Regions from separate parts of the Mus musculus genome. Here regions 2, 3 and 4 are each linked to region 1. The links are chromatin loops, found by intact Hi-C in ENCODE. Cell type or tissue: heart. All regions are shown on one strand. Each heading gives the region's core, and the rest is flanking DNA. Links, peaks and the distances in the headings are about the cores only. Region 1 overlaps Gab2 (growth factor receptor bound protein 2-associated protein 2). Region 2 overlaps Gab2 (growth factor receptor bound protein 2-associated protein 2). Region 3 holds the start of Gab2 (growth factor receptor bound protein 2-associated protein 2). Region 4 overlaps Gab2 (growth factor receptor bound protein 2-associated protein 2).

Evidence for each region. Hi-C counts contacts between places; a loop is a spot of excess contacts. Peaks named below come from ENCODE experiments on the same cell type or tissue, not always from the same donor. Only the 100,000 strongest peaks of a DNase experiment are listed, where the experiment ranks them.
Region 2: a loop joins it to region 1, with 2.8 times the contacts of the local background. A loop is called at or near these places in 2 of 42 quality-filtered maps.
Region 3: a loop joins it to region 1, with 6 times the contacts of the local background. A loop is called at or near these places in 5 of 42 quality-filtered maps.
Region 4: it touches region 1 in a loop (2.0-fold over the local background); 2 of 42 quality-filtered maps call a loop at or near these places.

The regions. Positions count from the first base shown.
Region 1 is chr7:97,245,220-97,249,921 of GRCm38, reverse strand. All of the region lies in intron 2 of Gab2 (growth factor receptor bound protein 2-associated protein 2), which reads right to left. Among named protein-coding and RNA genes, the nearest start is that of Usp35, 85 kb to the left of the region's middle. In heart, for the core only: no CTCF peak of the experiment used is centred there; DNase peaks (open chromatin) are centred at 1,571 and 2,051.
Region 2 is chr7:97,169,926-97,174,627 of GRCm38, reverse strand. All of the region lies in intron 1 of Gab2 (growth factor receptor bound protein 2-associated protein 2), which reads right to left. Among named protein-coding and RNA genes, the nearest start is that of Gab2, 91 kb to the right of the region's middle. In heart, for the core only: no CTCF peak of the experiment used is centred there; a DNase peak (open chromatin) is centred at 2,287; H3K27ac peaks cover 972 bases.
Region 3 is chr7:97,078,871-97,083,572 of GRCm38, reverse strand. Gab2 (growth factor receptor bound protein 2-associated protein 2) reads right to left here and starts at 1,822. Exons shown (of 10, transcript NM_010248.2): 1 at 1,667-1,822. The coding sequence starts at 1,747. In heart, for the core only: a CTCF peak has its summit at 2,025; a DNase peak (open chromatin) is centred at 1,942; H3K4me3 peaks cover 1,753 bases; H3K27ac peaks cover 1,763 bases.
Region 4 is chr7:97,295,023-97,299,724 of GRCm38, reverse strand. Gab2 (growth factor receptor bound protein 2-associated protein 2) reads right to left here. Exons shown (of 10, transcript NM_010248.2): 4 at 323-897. Among named protein-coding and RNA genes, the nearest start is that of Usp35, 35 kb to the left of the region's middle. In heart, for the core only: no CTCF peak of the experiment used is centred there; a DNase peak (open chromatin) is centred at 2,044.

The sequences.
Region 1 (4,702 bases), core at 1,002-3,501:
CTATCATGATTGCTCTCTGAAAGACCCAACAAGCAGCTGAAAGAGTCAGATGCAGATATTTGCACCTAACCAATGAACAGAAGCTGCTGACCCCTGTTGTTGAATTAGGGAAGGCTGAAAGAAGCTGAGTAGGAGGGTGACCCCATAGGAGGACTAGCAGTCTCAGTTAATCTGGACCCCTGAGAACTCTCAAACACTGGACTACCAAACACACAACATACACCACATGATATGAGTCCCCCCAACACATAAAGCAGAGGACTTCCGGGTCTGTGTTCATTCAGAGATGATGCACCTAACCCCAAGAGACTGGAGGTTCCAGGGAGTTTAGAGGTCAGGCAGGGTGGGGGGTGGGGACATCCACGTGGAGACAGGGGGTAGGGAGGAGGTAGGGGATGTGGAACAGTCAGAGGGTAGACTGGGGGAGGGAATAAAATATGGAGTGTAAAAAAAGTAATTAAAAAAACCCAATGTTTAAAATTACTTCAAGTTTAATGTTGAAGATCTCATAAGATCTACACATTGAATAAGTAACAAAGTTGAAATCTAAAATTGAGACTTTGTCTCTCAATTTAGATCTTGGAGAAATGACTATATCTATAGGCTTTGTAGCATTCAGCATCTTAAGAATAACAGAGATAAAGTTTGGAGCAGAGACTGAAGGAATGACCATCCAGGGACTGCCCCACCTGGGGATCCATCCCATAAACAACCACTAAACCCAGACACTATTGCAGATGCCAACAAGAGCTTGCTGACAGGAACCTGATATAGCTGTCTCCTGAGGGGCTCTGCCAGTGCCTGACAAATACAGAAGTGGATGCTCACAGCCATCCATTAGATGGAGCACAAGGTCCCCAATGAAGGAGCTAAAGAAAAGTACCCAAGGAGCTGAAGGTGTTTGCAGCCCCCTAGGAGGAACAACAATATGAACTAATCAGTAACCTCAGAGCTCCCTGGGACTAAACCACTAATCAAATAAAACAGACGGAGGGACTCGTGGCTCTAACTGCATATGTAGCAGAGGATGGCCTAGTCGGTCATCAATGGGAAGAGAGGCCCTTGGTCCTGTAAAGGTTCTTTGTCCCAGTATAGGGGCATACCTGGGCCAGGAAGCAGGAGTGGGTAGGTTGGGGAGCAGGGGATTGGGTGGGGGGAGAGGATAGGGGATTCTCAGAGGGGAAACTAGGAAAGGGGACATTTGAAATGTAAATAAAAAATATCTAATTAAAAAAGAATAACTATGACTGGATATTTAATCAGACTTAAGATTTTCAGGGATCTAAGACAACCTTTTAATACAAACGCCTCTTCCACTAAACACAAAATTCTAGTTCTACCATTATTATAAGTCCAAAATTGAAGTTATACAGAATTTTGGAATGTACTCTGGTAATTTCAACAAATCACTACTACCTTTCTTCACAATGGGTAATCGGAAGTCATCCATGAACAGCAACAAAACAGGAGGGGTGGGTGCCGGGAGTCTCAAGACACATCTGCGAGCTTTCCAAAGTTGAGAACTCAGGACCAGACTGCTCCTACTCCCCAGTCTGTGGGTTTTGGCAGGTAACACTAGACTTAATCTATGCTGGTTGGCTAGGGAGGTGAGGGGGAGTGTCTCGTATAAATAGACAGAACAGGAAGACGGATCAAGTCTTAGAATGGAGAAAGGGGTCATGTTTTTCCCAGTCACCTTTTCCTCCTCCAGAGTCTGGACTTTCCTGAAGGTCAGGGCTACAGAGAGTTCTATGAAGATTTATGTAGCTCATATTCAATTCAAGACCTGTTTTTTTTTTGGGTGACTAGACCAAGTTGCAAACAACAAAAACAAATAATAATAATGAAGGAGATCTAATTCTTCAGAACTGCTCGTAATAACACTTTTTTTTTTTTTTAAAGGGAACAGGAATTTCAGAGCTGGCTGGAAACTGGTCTGGATGTTTATTTTCCTCATTGTCTCAGTGGAAAAAAAAAAGGGTGGGTGATTCAGAAAGCAGCCTCCACCTCTGGCCTGGGGCTTGAGTCAGTCTCCACCCTGTTCTTTGCTTTGCTCCTCAACAGCTGGGTTGTAGTCTGGGGAGATTCTGCTTCTTGCCTCCCACACTGGCTCTCAGCTTCCAAGAAGGGTCCCAAGAGAAGCTGTGAATCTAAGTTCAGAGAAACAACACCAAAAGGTGGGAGAGGGAACAGGGAAGAAAAGGCCTCTCAGGCATATGAGAAGGGAAATATTTCTCCCCTGCCTTATTCTATCCTAATTTTTCACTCTCCTACCCACTTTCATCATGGGGTGGCAGGGGAGGACAAGGTTGTCAGAAGGCATCTGTGTGGACAGCAGCTCTCCCACAGCTCTTTCTGCTGTCTAGCAGGAATAGGTGGTCTAGAGACGGATGAGCTGTTTGAAGACCCCCCACTGACATTCTTCCATAGGATGCTGCATATTTCCTCAAAGCATTCCTATGAGTGTTGTCTGACCCCAGATGAAAACCAAGGCTTGAAATAGTCTGCTAGAGAGATAGGAAACTCAAGGATTACTGGAAGCTTAAATATTTATAAAACAGATTTTGGGGAGCAGCCTCATCAAATATTTTTTAGTAGAGAAAAGGTGGAAGAAGAAAACATCTAGAACTCTGGGATTTCATTCCACAGAATTAGGCTAACTATTGTCACAAAACTCTTGCCAAGGGGTAAAGGATAAAGGAAAAGCTAATTCCATGGAGAGAATATAGAAGAGGCTTTGGCCCTATTTCTAAATCTTTACCAGTTACAAAATAGGACTTTGGTGAGCTAAACTCCCTGAGCTCCAATTCATTCATAGTGGCTTGCTGGCTAGTTGGAGACAGACCATGTTAGTTTGCTAATTTAGCTGTCAGAGGCCACTTTTATAATATCACTACACTTATAAAATAATCAGTTGTCAGTGATTTATAAACGTCCTGCTGCTCTTCCTTCTGGCTGGCTATTTTGTGACTTAGAAGCAGCTATGCCAGACTTGCCTGTGAAGAGTTAGAACAAATGAGGAGTTAGCAAACATAGTCTGAGGATGCGTAAAAGCCTTGGGACTTAGCCCCAGCACCTCTGCTTTTAGGTCTCTGTTCCAAAATCTCCCTGTTCCTCCTTGTGCAACAGAAATAACGTCAGTTGCCCCTTGTCACTTCATTTTTGTTTCAAATGAGACTACAGAAGGGTTTGCTGACAGGAAAGCTTTCTAAAAATGGTAGATATTTAAATCACATCCTGTTTATCTTGTTTTATAGATACAAAGAACATCTTTACTTTTACACCACCGTCCTCACTATATGGAAAGAAGCACTTGGCAGCCACTGTTCCTACACATTTTCCTGATGTTTCCTGTGTGATCTGGTATAACCTCTCCAACAACCCCATGATGAATCATTTCCATTTTCCAGATGATAAAACCATAAGAGGTAAAAAGTTACTTATTTGGTGTCAAACTGCAAATAAGCAGAAACCCTGGGTTTCAGCACAGATGACCTGCCAGATTCCATAGTGGCTCTGTGGGTCCTGTGCAGCAACTGAAAAGTGAAGGGGGGAGGAGGCTATGCCAGTGCCTGACAAACACAGAAGTGGATGCTCACAGTCAGCTATTGGATAGAACACAGGACCCCCAATGGAGGAGCTAGAGAAAGTACCCAAGGAGCTGAAGGGGTCTGCAACCCTATAGGAAGAACAACAATAAGAACTAACCAGTACCCCCAGAGCTCGTGTCTCTAGCTGCATATGTAGCAGAAGATGGCCTAGTCGGCCATCATTGGGAAGAGAGGCCCATCAGTCTTGCAAACTTTATATGCCCCAGTACAGGGGAAACACCAGGGCCAAGAAGTGGGAGTGGGTGGGTAGGGGAGCAGGGGTGGGGAAGGAGGGTATAGGGGACTTTTGGGATAGCATTTGAGATGTAAATGAAGTAAATACCTAATAAAAATTTGGAAAAAAAAAGAAAAAGAAAAAAAAAAAGCAAAGCAGACCTCAGATTTCAGAATTCAAAGGGTGAGAGCTTTCCTAACACTGGCTGATTGCTCAGCACATGAATAATTCATCCAAGTTTTTTCAGCTGAAAGCTGGTTCTTTTTGTACATGGTACATCTGGTCAGGGACAGCTGCCTGTGCCTGGCCACCAATGCGAGGACCCAGACATGTCTATTGGTAAACACAGCTCAGAGCAGTTATCTGCTTTTTTATGTTAAGTTTTGAAAGTCATTTTGATTCCTAGAGGGAGGGAGAGTCTTAATTTTGTATATAAACACAAAACAAAAATGGGTCCCACATATATGAGATGAAATCTTTTTGGCATTTTTTTGTTCTTTTCTTTCTGGCGCATTAGCCTGTGTTTCCTTTTGGAAGAAGCTCTTTGTCAGGAAGCTGATGTCTTCTCCAATCTGTGTGAATATTTAGACTCAGTTTTACTCCTGGTCTGGCTTGGTCCTTCAGGTTTTATACTAGATGTTTGGCTGGAATACATGAGGAATTGCAGGGAAGCAGTAGAAATAAGAATCTGGGGGTGGCAAGAAAGTTGAAAAATTAAAAAAAAAAAAGACTCCATCTGCTATAGAAACTCTTCCAGCTGAAGGTAAAATACCAGAAACATTCAATGGATCCCATCATAACCCTTAAGGGGAAGGGAGGCAGATAAAGTCTAAGGAGTATTTGAATGTGGCTCCCTATATGAAGGAATCTCCACAAG
Region 2 (4,702 bases), core at 1,056-3,555, 75 kb after region 1:
ACTTTACATAAAATCCAGAAGCTGAAAATGAGAGAAAGCATGTGTATTTGTCTTTCTAATATAGATTTAATTTACTTAATATGATTACCTTCAGTTGCATCCATTTTCCTGAAAATGATGTGAATTGGTTCTTTTCTATGGCTGAAAAATTCCATTATGTTATATACCCATTTTCACTATCCATTCATTGCTCTGTTGCTAAATGTCTAGTTTGGTTCCATAATTTAGCTATTACGAATAATGTTGCAATAAACAATGTGTTAAGTATCTCTGTAATATGCTGACTTTGGATAAATACAGACAGCTGGGTCCTGTGGTAGATTTGGCTTCTGTTGCCACCACTGCTGCTACTGCCACCTCTTCCTCCTCCTCTTCCTCTTCTTTCTTTCTTTTTTTCTTCTCTCTCTCTCTCTCTCTCTCTCTCTCTCTCTCTCTCTCTCTCTCTCTCTCTCTCAGAGTGGAGAAAGAGGAACACTCCTCCATTGTTGGTAGGATTGCAAGCTTGTACAACCACTCTGGAAATCAGTCTGGAAATTCCTCAGAAAATTGGACATAGTACTACCGGAGGATCCCGCAGTACCTCTCCTGGGCATATATCCAGAAGATGTCCCAACCGGTAAGAAGGACACATGCTCCACTATGTTCATAGCAGCCTTATTTATAATAGCCAGAAGCTGGAAAGAACCCAGATGCCCCTCAACAGAGGAATGGATACATAAAATGTGGTACATTTCCACAATGGAGTACTACTCAGTTATTAAAAAGAATGAATTTATGAAATTCCTAGGCAAATGGATGGACCTGGAGGGCATCATCCTGAGTGAGGTAACCCAATCACAAAGGAACTCACACAATATGTACTCACACAATATGTGGATATTAGCCCAAAACCTAGGATACCCAAGATATAAGATACAATTTGCTAAACGCATGAAACTCAAGAAGAACAAAGACCAAAGTGTGGACACTTTGCTCCTTCCTAGAAATGGGAACAAAACACCCATGGAAGGAGTTACAGAGACAAAATTTGGAGCTGTGACAAAAGGATGGACCATCTAGTGATTGCCATATCCAGGAATCCATCCCATAATCAGCTTCCAAACGCTGACACCATTGCATACACTAGCAAGATTTTGCTGTAAGGACCCAGATATAGCTGTCTCTTGTGAGACTATGCCGGGGCCTAGCAAACACAGAAGTGGATGCTCACAGTCAGCTATTGGATGGGTCACACGGCCCCCAATGGAGGAGCTAGAGAAAGTACCCAAGGAGCTAAAGGGAACTACAACCCTATATGTGGAACAACAATATGAACTAATCAGTACCCCGGAGCTCTTGTCTCTAGCTGCATATGTATCAAAAGATGGCCTAGTCAGCCATCACTGGAAAGAGAGGCCCTTTGGACTTGCAAACTTTATATGCCCCAGTACAGGGGAACGCCAGGGCCAAAAAGGGGGAGTGGGTGGGTAGGGGATGGGGGGGTGGGGATGGGGGACTTTTGGAATAGCATTGGAAATGTAAACGAGGAAAATACCTAATAATAATAATAAAAAAAAAGAATCTCCATTCTGATTTCTATAATGACTGATCTAGTTTATATCCTCTTGAGCATGTATAAAGGTCCCCTTTGAGTCAACACATGTTTTAACATCATGCCAACATGAGGAGCTATTGTGCTTGTCACACACACACAAAATCTCTCTTCTATGTGTAAAGTTCTCAAGGTAAGAAGGGAGTGTCTGTGCAATTGGAACGGGACAATGGAGGACCTAGGCTACTTTAAAGCAGACTAGACTCACAATGGACAAAGGAGTGGGGGCAGAGGCAAAAAAGGGAAATATAGTAGCTGCCACCATAGCCTCACTGAGACAGCTCTGTATCTCCATTGCCATTGTTTATAACTCTGAAGACACCATCCAGACCTAATTAATGAAAGTGTCCATTGGGCAGGGGAAAACACATACACATGCCCCTCCACACACAAAAGCACATTTGTGTCAGGAGGCCTCAGAGTCTGACACACTGAGGACTTGCCTCCCCCATCTCCCCTAGAAAGGCAGCTTTACTAGTATTCCACACAAAAGAGGCTGTGGCAGAGAAGAGAACAAGCTTTCTCCAAAACTGCTGACTTGATTCATCCCCAAGCTGACACAATGTGGAAAGGAAAACTTCAGGAAATGGGTAGATTATGTCCAAGAAAAGATTTCCTGCAAGTAGTTAACAGGAAGCTAACATGAAAAGCAGTACTAAAAATACACAGGCTATTGGAAACAAGCCGCAAGGGCCTGCCATTTCAACAAGCGGCTCAGGAAGTTACCAGGCCTCCCTGCACTTTCATCTAGTGAGGTCAACCTAACATGGGTTACTTACCTAGATAAGCTTATTGGGGGCCCTTAGTGTGATTTAAACTTCACTGTAGGCTTTATCAGTTCTCAATGTGTTTTAGGCTATTCACAGGGATTATTATAGCCCCGAGAGAAGGTAAGAGTCTCAGTGCTTCACACACATAGTTCAACTCATGTGATGAGAAATATGAACCAGTAGAACAAACAACCCCTATGTTCACCTGGATGTGGGCTCAAAAGGAATGAGCCTCACCTCCAATGCAGCTAGGAAAATCTGTATAGAAGGGACAATGAAGTGCACGACGTCGACGTCTATCTGCACTTAGAGATCTGTGTAAATAGGGAAACTAAAATGTGACATCAGGAGGACAGAAGGGAGCTGTTAGGAAGTGATTATTTGTAAATTTTGAGGAAGAACCTTTCTGTGAGTAGTTAAAGGCAGATGTTTCATGTCCAGCTCTTTCATGCTCTTCAGTTAGAGCAGAAACTTAAAGATAGAGTTGGTTTTCAGAGCCATCTCTTTTGCTTATACCTACAAAATCCTAAAAGTCTGCTAAATGTTCATGGAGCTCCAGCATCTGTACTTTCCCCTGTAGTACTGAACACAATTTTAAATGGAAGGCAGAAGGAACAATGTTGAACTTTATTTCAGAGTTGGCTTGGGACTGTGGAGTCCTCAAATGTCCTCAACACCCACCTTCACCCTAACCTGCCCCAAAGGTACATTCCTCATCTTGTATCTGCAGTTTGTATACTTAGAAGTTCTGTACTAAGGTAAAACGTACTACTAAGCATCGTGCAAACACACAGAGACATTATGGTAAGTAATTCTTCCAAGATTAAAATGAATAGTCTGAGAACAAAAATTCTTCAGTGGTATATTCTTTATACCCATCAGGAGACAGATGTAAAGGCCAAGTGGCAAACAAAATGTAGGTGGTCCAGTATGATTAGAGTCTAGGGAGACTGGGCAGGGTAAACACCAAGGTTTTCACAGTGGGTGATCTTTCTTTTGCTGTAAATCCATGGACACTTTGTTGTTGTTGCTCTTATCTTTGCTCATTTCTTTGGCAGCATTTGAGGCAGCTGAGTACTTCTTTCCTAAAGGCTTCTTTGAAATTCTTTTAATTGAGTGAAATCACATTTTCTATGTCTTTCTGTTCAGTCTTCACAAGGTCCTTTTAAGGTCTACAATCCCTATAATTTCATCCCAGCTTCCTCCTGTCTTACTCTTCACATTCTTGGTAGTTTAGAATACTCTCCATGTACAGAGCACTGTTGGACTTCAACTCCATGCTACCCACCACACTTTAGAACTTGGTGGGCAATCATGAGTGAAGCTAATATCCTCATCTTTATTTGACAGAGTGGAAGGTAGTTTAAATACCCAAAGCCCTGATAAACTGCTTTATGATATAAATAAATAATAGGATTTTACACTTTGCTTATGGATATTTGTCTTAATTAGGGTTTCTATTCCTGTGATAAAACACCATGACCAAAAGCAACTTAGGGAAGAAAGGGTTTATTTTGTTTTATAGATTGCAGTTCATCATTCATAGAAGTCATGGCAGGAATTGAAGGCAGTAACCTGGAGGTGAAACTGATGCAGAGGCTATGGATGAGTGCCACCTGAAGTCTTGATTACAGTCTTGCTTTGCTCAGCCTGCTTTCCCCAGGACCACTAGCCCAAGGATAATACTGCCTACAGTGAACTGGGCCCTTTCACATCAATTATCAATTAAGAAGATGCACCACAGGCCAATATGGTGGGGGTATTTTCTCAATGGAGGCTTTCTCTCCCAAAATGACTCTAATTTGTGCCCAGTTGACATAAAACTTGTCAGCACAATATCTATGTATTATTTATTTTAAATCTTGGAACTATAAACACCACGATTGCCACTTCATTTGTTACATTAAAACAGCAAACATCATCAAACAGTGAAAGTAGTTAAGAATTAAAAATATGAGGAAATTAAATGGCCAAATATATAATATCAAGAGTCTTTGACTTGTTTGAGTTAATTTTATATCCAGCTACTTCACCGAAGCTGTTTATCAGGTTTAGGAGTTCTCTGTTGGAATTTTTAGGGTCACTTATATATACTATCATATCATCTGCAAAAAGTGATATTTTGACTTCCTCTTTTCCAATTTGTATCCCCTTGATCTCCTTTTGTTGTCGAATTGCTCTGGCTAATACTTCAAGTACTATGTTGAAAAGGTAGGGAGAAAGTGGGCAGCCTTGTCTAGTCCCTGATTTTAGTGGGATTGCTTCCAGCTTCTCTCCATTTACTTTGATGTTGGCTACTGGTTTGCTGTAGATTGCTTTTATCATGTTTAGGTATTGGCCT
Region 3 (4,702 bases), core at 847-3,346, 170 kb after region 1:
CATAAGTCAACAGGCTTAAGGGACACTGCTTTTACCCATTAAGCCATCTTGAAGTTGTGTGCATCCATGATGGGCACGCGCGTGCGTGCGTGCGTGTGTGTGTGTGTGTGTGTGTGTGTGTGTGTTGTTTGGTATGCAAATGAGAGACAGGGTCTCAAGTAGCAAGCTAGGCTGGTTTTGAACCTCTGATCCTCCTGTCTCTTGTTTCCCAAGTGTAAGTGCTGGCAGTTCAAGCCTAGGCTACAGCAACAGGCAACAGAACAAAACAAAAGAAAAAGCTCCTAGTAATTAAAATATTTTACTCATATCAACTCCCCCCCCCAAATGAGCTTTCAAGCTTAAACACCCCTACTATATTACTGTATGCCAAATCTCTGTCCATTTTCAAAAGGCATGCACTAAATCCTTAGATTCCCTGCCCTTCCCCCTGCCCCCTCTTCCCAGCAAGCAAGTGACCTAAGTCAGAGCCTGGTTTCATTGACACACTTGCACTCCCCAACAACACTTCCTTTGAAAAACAGAATGTCACTTCCTCAGTCCAGAGGCCAGAAGTCCCTTGATTCTGATCTGGGGAGTAGAGACAGGAAACTCTGGTAAGCTTCTGTCCCCCATGGCCAGCCACTAGTGCAGCTGACAGAGGGCAGGGTCTGTTGGGAGCTCCCTTGATGCACTGCAGCTGGAAGCGACCGCTCACTTCCAGGCTGTGGGAGTGATTTCTCAGAGTCCAGCACTCCCAGGCAGCAGAACAAGGACGATTCTTGGCAAGTGGAGAGCGAGAAGATGGGAGGACCTGCACTCCTTTAACGGACTTTCCGTTTCTAAACTCCTCAGACTACCCCAATCTCGGATCCTGGCACCATTTTGTTCTCTGAGCTCGGTAGACAAGAAGTGGGTGCCCCGACCCCAACTGCCAGTTTCTCACGTAGAGGGGACGGCCCGTCCCACCAATTTCACTACACACAGCCAGCTCGCACCACCTAGCAATTCAGAGCCACATCTTCAGACCCCAGACACCAGACGACACAAAACTCTGGCCAGTTATTGAGGACCAAACTGCAGTGTCACCCCGTGGGGCGGAGGACCGCGGTGTGTGTGTGTGGGGGGGGGGGGTATGTGAGAAACATTCGGAATAATGGGAAAGAAGGGGGACAAACAAATGAGTCACTTAATACAAGCGCTGCACATGCCGCTGACGCTGCCCGTGATGTAGTGGCCGCAGACTGGAAGGAAGCAAGGCGGCCACCGGGGAGGGGCGGACAGAGAAAGGGACCGGGAGAGGGGCGCCGGCGCCTCGCCCTTTGTGGGCCCGGGGCCGCGCGGCCCCTCAGCCTACCCTCCCGATCGGGGCGACTCGGCTCCTTCGGCCCCGGGCGTTTTACTCTCCCGGTCGCCCGGAACAATCGCTCCAAACTTCGGCTCGGCGAGCGAGGAGTTCTCGGGGAGGCAGGCGGCAGCCGCAGCCCCGACCTGCGCCCCGCCCCTCGGCGGCGCACCTGTGACAGGTGTGAGGCGCCCCACTCGCGCCCGCCGCTCTCGCCCTCGGAGGCCGCGGGGCCCCGGCTCGCCGCGCCCGGCCTCTCTCAGCGCCCCCATCTCCGAGGCCGCGGGACAGCCCCCGGCCGCCCTCCCGCCGGGCCGCGCCCGCTCGCCCGCTCGCCTCACTCACATAGCGCCTCAACTTCTTCTCGGGAGGCGATTTCCTCAGCCAGCCGGTACACACCACGTCGTCGCCGCCGCCGCCGCTCATGTCGCCGGCTAAACTGGAGCCCGCCGCCGGCTCGCGCGGACAAGGGCGCGGGCGCGGGCTGCTGGGTCAGCCGGCTGCCGGTGCGCGGCTCGCGGGGGAGGGGAGGGGCCCGGCAGCCCCGGGGCGAGGACGAGGCAGTGAGGCGCGCGGGCCCGGCTGCCTGCGCGCGCTCGAGTTCCACCCCCCCCCCCCGCCCTCCGGCCGCGCGCGCGCGCGCGCACACACACACACACACAGCCCCACCAGGGCGCCTCAGCAGGCGGGCGCTCGCCACGCCCACAGCCCCGCGAGGTCCCCGAGGGCAGCCGGCGCAGAGGCCAGTTAGCCTGGACCCCACAGGCCCGGAGGCCGTGAGACGAGCTGTCGCCAGCAGCTGCGTCCTCAGGGTCTTGGTGGCTGTTGTTGGTTTTTTCCCCCCTCTAAGCCTGGAGCTGCAGGCGGGGTCGTGAAGACCTCTGGGTGGTGCCGGTGCTAGGGTGAGGGAAGGCCAGAGGCTATCCACCCTAGGTCGAACGTTGAGCCTATGCTCAACCCCTCTTCCCCAGCGTCGTGGAAGAGTAGGACAGAGATCCAAGGACTGCTCCGGTTTCCTGTCCATTCCCACAGTTTCAGGTTTCAGTAAGTCCGATTCTGGCTGAAATGAGTCCTGCTTCACTGTAAGTTAACTCTCACATCTCTAGGCCAGAGAAGCAGCAAACAGACATACTGTGTGCTGGGAGCTTACTGCATTCACCTTCCACAGCGATTATCTTCACTGCCTTACAAATTGGATAGGTCATAATTATACCCATTTTACAGATAGCCTGAAGCCACACAGCTGACACAATGCAGGCCTTTCTAATCCAGGTGTTTTGGGAGGAGGGGAGGGGAATCTTCTCTCCTGTTTTTTTTTTTTTTTCCCAGAGTGACATTACTGCAGTAATGTCTGTAGATCAAAGGGTGCTTGGGGGGGGGGTGTGGGGGGACTGGACGGGACTAGATCTTATTGCTGAGAAACAAAGTCCAGCTGGCGCTCTCCCATAGTGCCTCTGGGAAAACTGAATCCAGTAAAAGGAAACTGTAAGTTTTGCAGAACACAATGAATTGGAAAACAAGGAGGTATAAAAGAACAAGAAATTGTGATAAAAATGTCCAGAGTTTCCACTCATTGACTTTATAAGAGATCTCTCCTATATAAATGTGAATATAGAGATCTTTTTCTCACTGGCTTGTGCTGAGAGGGTTGAGATAAAGGACCAGGAAGCAAACACCCAACACCAGTGCTCCAGGGGGAAAGTGGAGGAAAAAGAAAAGCAAAACCAAAACCTTTGGTAAGAGTTCTTTTTTTAACTCACAAAGTACCTTTCCAAACAGCATTTAAAAGGTAGGTTCCCTTCTAGTTTCTCATGAAGTTGCTTAGTAACCCACTTTATCAACAGGGAGTTGTGTGGTTGATGCATGAACCGGAGAGGCAGCATCTTGCAATGCCTCAGCATAACCTTTGTTTTCTGGATTATTTTAGTCTTCTCTCTGGGTGCACCAAAGCTAGTTATTTTAGATAGTTGGACATCTTTTAGTCTAACAGATTTTGTTTGGATTGGGGAATCTTTAACCATTTCAATTATAAAAGCTGATTCCTACCTGTGCTTAGCAATTCTAGTCACTCTGAGAGATGAAGGGACCTTTGACCCATTCCACTGACCTTCAAGTATCCAGAGTAGCTCCACAGAACATGAAGCTAGAATGCTTAGGCTGTATCTGGGACCATAATCACCCTTGACTTTTTAATTTAGGGATTCTTAAGCCACCACTAGAATTATGGCCATTTTAAAACCTCTGGCTCCCAGGACCTTAAACACTTTGTGAGACATAAATATCAAAATACTTAGTCTGCCAAGTCAACCAGGAGGCAGTGACTCCCAGTCACAACAAAGCAACCCTGATTCCATTCACATTTGAGTCCTGGTGCCAAATCTCCAGGATTGCAGCCTGAGAAATCTGCAAAGACTGGCTGCACCTAGGGTTGTGATGGAAGTCAAGCAGACATATGCCCTACCCTCTCCTAGGAGAGCGGGAATACTAATCCGAGAATTGTGAGATTTAAGACACAGGCGGGGAGACTCATCAACTATTAGTCTGGGTTGGTTTTGTTTAGCAAAGACGGGTTGTTATTTTTAAGTTCATGAAATTGGCAGTCTGGTGTTATGTGATCAAAAACAGAAAGGGTCTTGAAATATAACAGTTACAGAGCTCCGGTTTGGGGAATCTTCAGAATGTCCCAATCCTTCTCCAAAACTCAGCAGGGGCTACACATAGTGCCCCTGCTCTTCTGCCCTGACTTTCATTGTCTGTCCTTATTAGTGGGTGCCCAGAGGTGCTAGCTGCACACAGGGAGCATGACTGTTGTTGGGCTCCCTGGCTCTGTCTTCAGACTCTCAGAAGTGCGTGAGGCCTGGAGACAGCCCTTGGACAGAATGTTCCTGTCTGGACTTTCACTATGTCCTCTCCATTCGCTGTTGTGTCCCCAGCCCCCCATCTCCCTAGAAAAAACTGGAAAACAAATTATGTGAATGATTTATTAACGTGAAGATGGGCGCCATCTATTGGAAATAGTTAAAATGACACCGACCCCTAAGCCCTGCAAGGACATGCTTCGCTAGATTGTAATTTAGGCAATTTTGATTAAAGACCACTGGTATTTCCTAAGAGGAATTAATAGCCAGCCCCAAGAGTTCTTTGGGACATTAATCCCATATTCCCATTAAGTTCCCAGGAAATGAACATTTTAGGGGAGGTTGTCATGCAGAGATTTAAAACAAGCACACATTGTGTGTGTGTGTTGTGGGGGGTAGGGGTGGGCAGACACCACCTATGCCTTGTTGCCATCTCCTCCACAAAGCCTGGGCTCTAATGGGTGAGTGTGGCTTTGAATGTTATGGGAGGCAGCCTGCATTCGTGCCTGTCTCAAAGCTGAGG
Region 4 (4,702 bases), core at 976-3,475, 50 kb before region 1:
CTTTGTTTTTCTTCTAATTTTTTTTACATTTTTGGTTTTAGTTTTAAATAAACAAAATAATATGATTTGAGCCTCCAAACCCAAAATATCAACATCTCCAAGGTGGAGTCTGCTATACCTCTGCCATGGTGGGTGTCATATTGACAGCTAGGCGGAGGATCAACTGCTAAGGAAATTGCACAGAAGATGCATCAACTGCTATCACTGAACTAATTAGTCCTTAAGTTTACCTTGGCTTAGGGGTGACCATGGGCTAGCAATATACTGAGAATGCCTGGCCCACCTCCCTGGCCCTCTGGTCTCAGCTCCAGATTACACTGACCTCGATGGAGTCGGCTGTTGTCCATTGCAGGGAGGGTATTGCGCCTGGGGATAGTAGCAGCTACAGATCTGCTATTTTCGCTGATTGGAGGTCTTTGCTGAATGCTGCCCCATTGAGGTGTTTCTGCCTGACTTGGCTTGGGTGGCCGGGGTGGGGGAGCTATGGCTGAATCTCCAGGAGTGGCCACTGTCATGGCATTGTGGTTCTTGTCCAGTGTGAAAGTTCTAGGGATCTGGTAGGCTGAGAGAGGAGTGGTTGGGACATCCATATTGTCCACAAGGAGGTCTCCAAGTTCCCGACACAGGGTGTTGCTGGGCATCTTGAAGGTGTACACATCCTCGTTATCAGTCTCAGACCCTGTGAGGCTGCTCTTGGTGTGGCCATGGGAAGCCAGGCTCCGTGGGAGATCATAAGTACTGTCTTTGAATTCTGTATTGTGTCGGCTTGGCTTGGGAAGGCTATAGAAGCCATGGACTTGACCTCCGACGCCGTTGATACAGTGTCCATTGCTCTGGGCAAGTTTTTGCACAGCTGTATCACTCTTCTGCCGGGTGCCCTGAGAGAAGCTGGCACTCCTAAAGGAGAGACAAGAAGGGGACAGTGAGAAGAGGACAGAGGATGTTCAATGCACGCAGCTCGTTGTTGTGGGAATACTGAGGAGTCAGGCAGACCCCAGTTCTTCCTAGTCCCTACCACATATTAACTGTGTAATCTTAGGACTTTTACTTTAGGCATCTCCAAAATAGTAATTCAAATCATCTGAAGATTCTTTAGGAAGTCAACTCTAGTGTATTTAGCAGGTGTATGCTCCAGCAATGTTAACCTTTTTGAGCCCCTGGACTTCTCTGTGGCTGTTCCTAGCAGAGAATATGGTCATTCCTGGGCCCCAGAGATGCAAATAAACAGTCATACTGATAACCTGCTCACTCTCTGAATGACCAAAGAGCACACATATGGCAAGTTGTGGGAGAAAACAGAAAATCTGAGTTTTAGTTTTTTCTCTTTAAAGTCCGCTCGTGGGCACTGGTGCTTGTATTTTAAAGAACCAATTTAAATTTAAGCTATAGGCTTTATCTTCTACCAGGAATCATGGTTTGTTGAGAAGAATCTGGTTCTCTCCAGAAATCTAAAACTGTTGGTAAAATGACTTCCATTTGAGAACTCTAGTAGGGTAGAAAATGGTATTGCTTTTATTCATTTTAAATGATGGTACTGGGAAGCAAGGCCACCTTTAACGACAGTAACAGTGAAGGGAAGTTTATACTTAGTCCTAGCATTGCTACCTGTGAACATCAGCATGATGTTCTCCTAGGTACGAGACCTAGTCTTAGTTACAACCTGGGTCAGAGGCTCTGTAAGCCTTCCATTTCACAAGAGTGGTTGTTAAACTGGGTTCTGCATAAGTACTGTGTTAAGCTGGAGGATGAGTAGCAGGGAACCAGGCCTGCTTTCTGTCTCTGATGATCCTTCGGAGGATTTCATCTGAGCGGGAGACAAGGGAATCAACCCTCAGCAGTAGTTCTGTCTTTTGTAGACCAGAGGTATCTTCAGAAACCTAGTAAGCTCTTGGAGACTTTACCAGAATAAGGTGCAGGTTCACACTCACACCTCTGTGTTCTCCTGGGTGATGTTTGAACTGAGAACCACTGGTGGATCATCATCTGCTTTCCCTTAGCTCCCTCGCGAGGAACTTGCTATTTATAGATGTGGCCACCAGGTGGTAGTAGAGAACAGTGCCTAGAAGTTTAAACAGATGAATGGAACCAAGTATGCTGGCCAGGTTCCCCTTAACATGGGCCACTGGTGGTCCTAATATTCAGTCCCCCCAAATTTACCAGCCCCTCTACCTAGGTTTTTGTGTTTGTTCTCCCTTTCCAGTCACTTCCATTCACATAACCAAGCCAAGAGCTAAGGCCCAGGATAGATAAACATCACAGCTGAGGCAGGAGAATCAATGGCAGGTACAGAGTGTTCATATTTGTCCTTGGTATGTTTTATCTTATTATTGTTTTTGAATTTCCAATTCTCATTAGATGTCTTAATCTGATTTTTTCATTCGACAAATACTTGTTGATGTCTTCCTCCCCATCTAGGCTAGACACAATGGATACAGAGGTGTTGTGTGCTTAGAAATCACAGGAGATGCCATCCCTGCAAATTACCACAGTCAAGTATGAGTCTGTCAGTGGCCACATATTAACCTTTCCTGGTGGGGTCATGTTAGAAAGGCCTTTTCACAGACATCACATCTGAGTGAGTCGAGAAAAAAGAACAGCAAAACAAAATAAAGGCATTTCAGTTTGGGGCCAAAGATGTTTAAAACAACTTGGCAACTTTAAGGCTCTCCATGCTGCTCAGGCTGGAGGAAGCATGCTGGAAGGCAAGGCAGACAGAAACACAGATACTGCATCTCATGCACATAGAATCCAAATTACCAATCTCATAGGAACAGAGCATAATGAGGCTACCAGAAGCTAGTATTGTAATAAAATCATACAATAGTATCTGTTAATTTAAAAAGTGGGGTTAGTGGGATTTAGCTATATAAAGATTGCAGTTCAGGAAGACGCCCCAGCAGTGGCAGAACCTCCTAGGTGTGTTGTTCTGCAGTAAAAATGAACATTTTCCAGAATGCACCAGTCACCTTCTGTGATGGTTTGTAAATTCTTGGACCAGGGAGTGGCACCATTTGGAGGTGTGGCCTTGTTGGAATAGGTGTGACCTGGTTGGAGTAGGTCTGTCACTGTGGGTGTGGGCTTAAGACCCTCACCCTAGTTGCCTGGAAGTCAGTCTTCTACTAGCAGCCTTTGGATGAAGATGTAGAATTCTCAGCTCTGCCTGTTCCATGCCTGCCTGGATACTGCCATGTTCCCACCTTGATGATAATGGACTGAACCTCTGAACCTGTAAGCCAGTCCCAAGTAAATGTTGCTTTTTATAAGACTTGCCTTGGTCATGGTGTCTGTTCACAGCAGTAAAACCCTAAGGAAGACACCTTCCTTCTTCAATTCATTTCTGCCTTGACTCTGGTCTTGGGAAACCAGAAATGATGATGATTACCCATAATGATTTTTCACATGTTCAGGTCTTACCCAATCTACTCCAACTTATTTCCTTCTGATTTTTCTTCTGGATCAGAGTGCTAATGACTGACCTGACACTTACTTTCTCAGACTTTAAAGAAGTTTGTTATTGGGCTGGCGAGATGGCTCAGGGGTTAAGAGCACCGACTGCTCTTCCGAAGGTCCCGAGTTCAAATCCCAGCAATCACATGGTGGCTCACAACCATCCGTAATGAAATCTGATGCCCTCTTCTGGAGTGTCTGAAGACAGCTATAGTGTACTTACATATAATAAATAAATACATCTTTTTTTTAAAAAAAAGAAGTTTGTTATTTTTTAGCTGCATAATTTTTATTTCCTCTTTTATACATTTTCATATAGTCATGACTCACACTGTACTGTGATTTTGCTTTTGTTCTACTCTACTAGACTGTAGGTATATTAATGATGGAAAGTCCACTTTGATTTTTAATGAATATTTCTCCCCACCCTGTGTGTGTGTGTTTAAGATAGGGTTTCTCTGTGTAGTCCTAGCTGTCCTGGAACTTGCTTTGTAGACTAGGCTGGCCATGAATTCTCTGCCTCCCAAGTGCTGGGATAAAAGGCATGTGCCACCACTCCTGGCTTAAGTATATTTCTCATTTAAGGGAAAATAATGTGTAAATATTTGTAAAAAGATTAACTACCACTTAGCATTTTAATGACCATCTGTCACTAGCAATCTTAAGTCACTTGGACCATCTTCCAATCCCAATCCCAGATGAGCCCGTTCTATGAGTATGTGTCACAGACGTTAAAACATGAGATGACCCAGTGTATCTTGTTTTATGTTGAAGTCTTTGATCTCCTTGGACTTGAGCTTTGTGCAAACTGACAAATATGGATCTATTTTCATTTTTCTACATACCGACTGCCAGTTAGACCAGCACCATTTATTAAAGATGCTTTCTTTTTTCCATTGTACATTTTTGGCTTCTTTGCCAAAGATCAAGTGTCCATAAGTGTGTGGTTTTATTTCTAGGTCTCCAACTCTATTCCACTGATCGATCTGTCTGTCTTTTTGCCAATACCATGCAGTTTTTGTTTTTCTTTTTTATCACTAATCACTATTGCTCTGTAGTACAGCTTGAGGTCAGGGATGGTGATTCCTCCAAAAGTTTTTCCATATGAAATTGAGAATTTCTCTTTCCATGTCTTTGAAGAATTGTGTTGGAATTTTGATAGGGATTGCATTGATAGGATGATCATTGCTTTTGATATGATGATCATTTTACTGTTAATCTTACCATTTTCTGAGGTCTTTGATTTCTTTCTTGA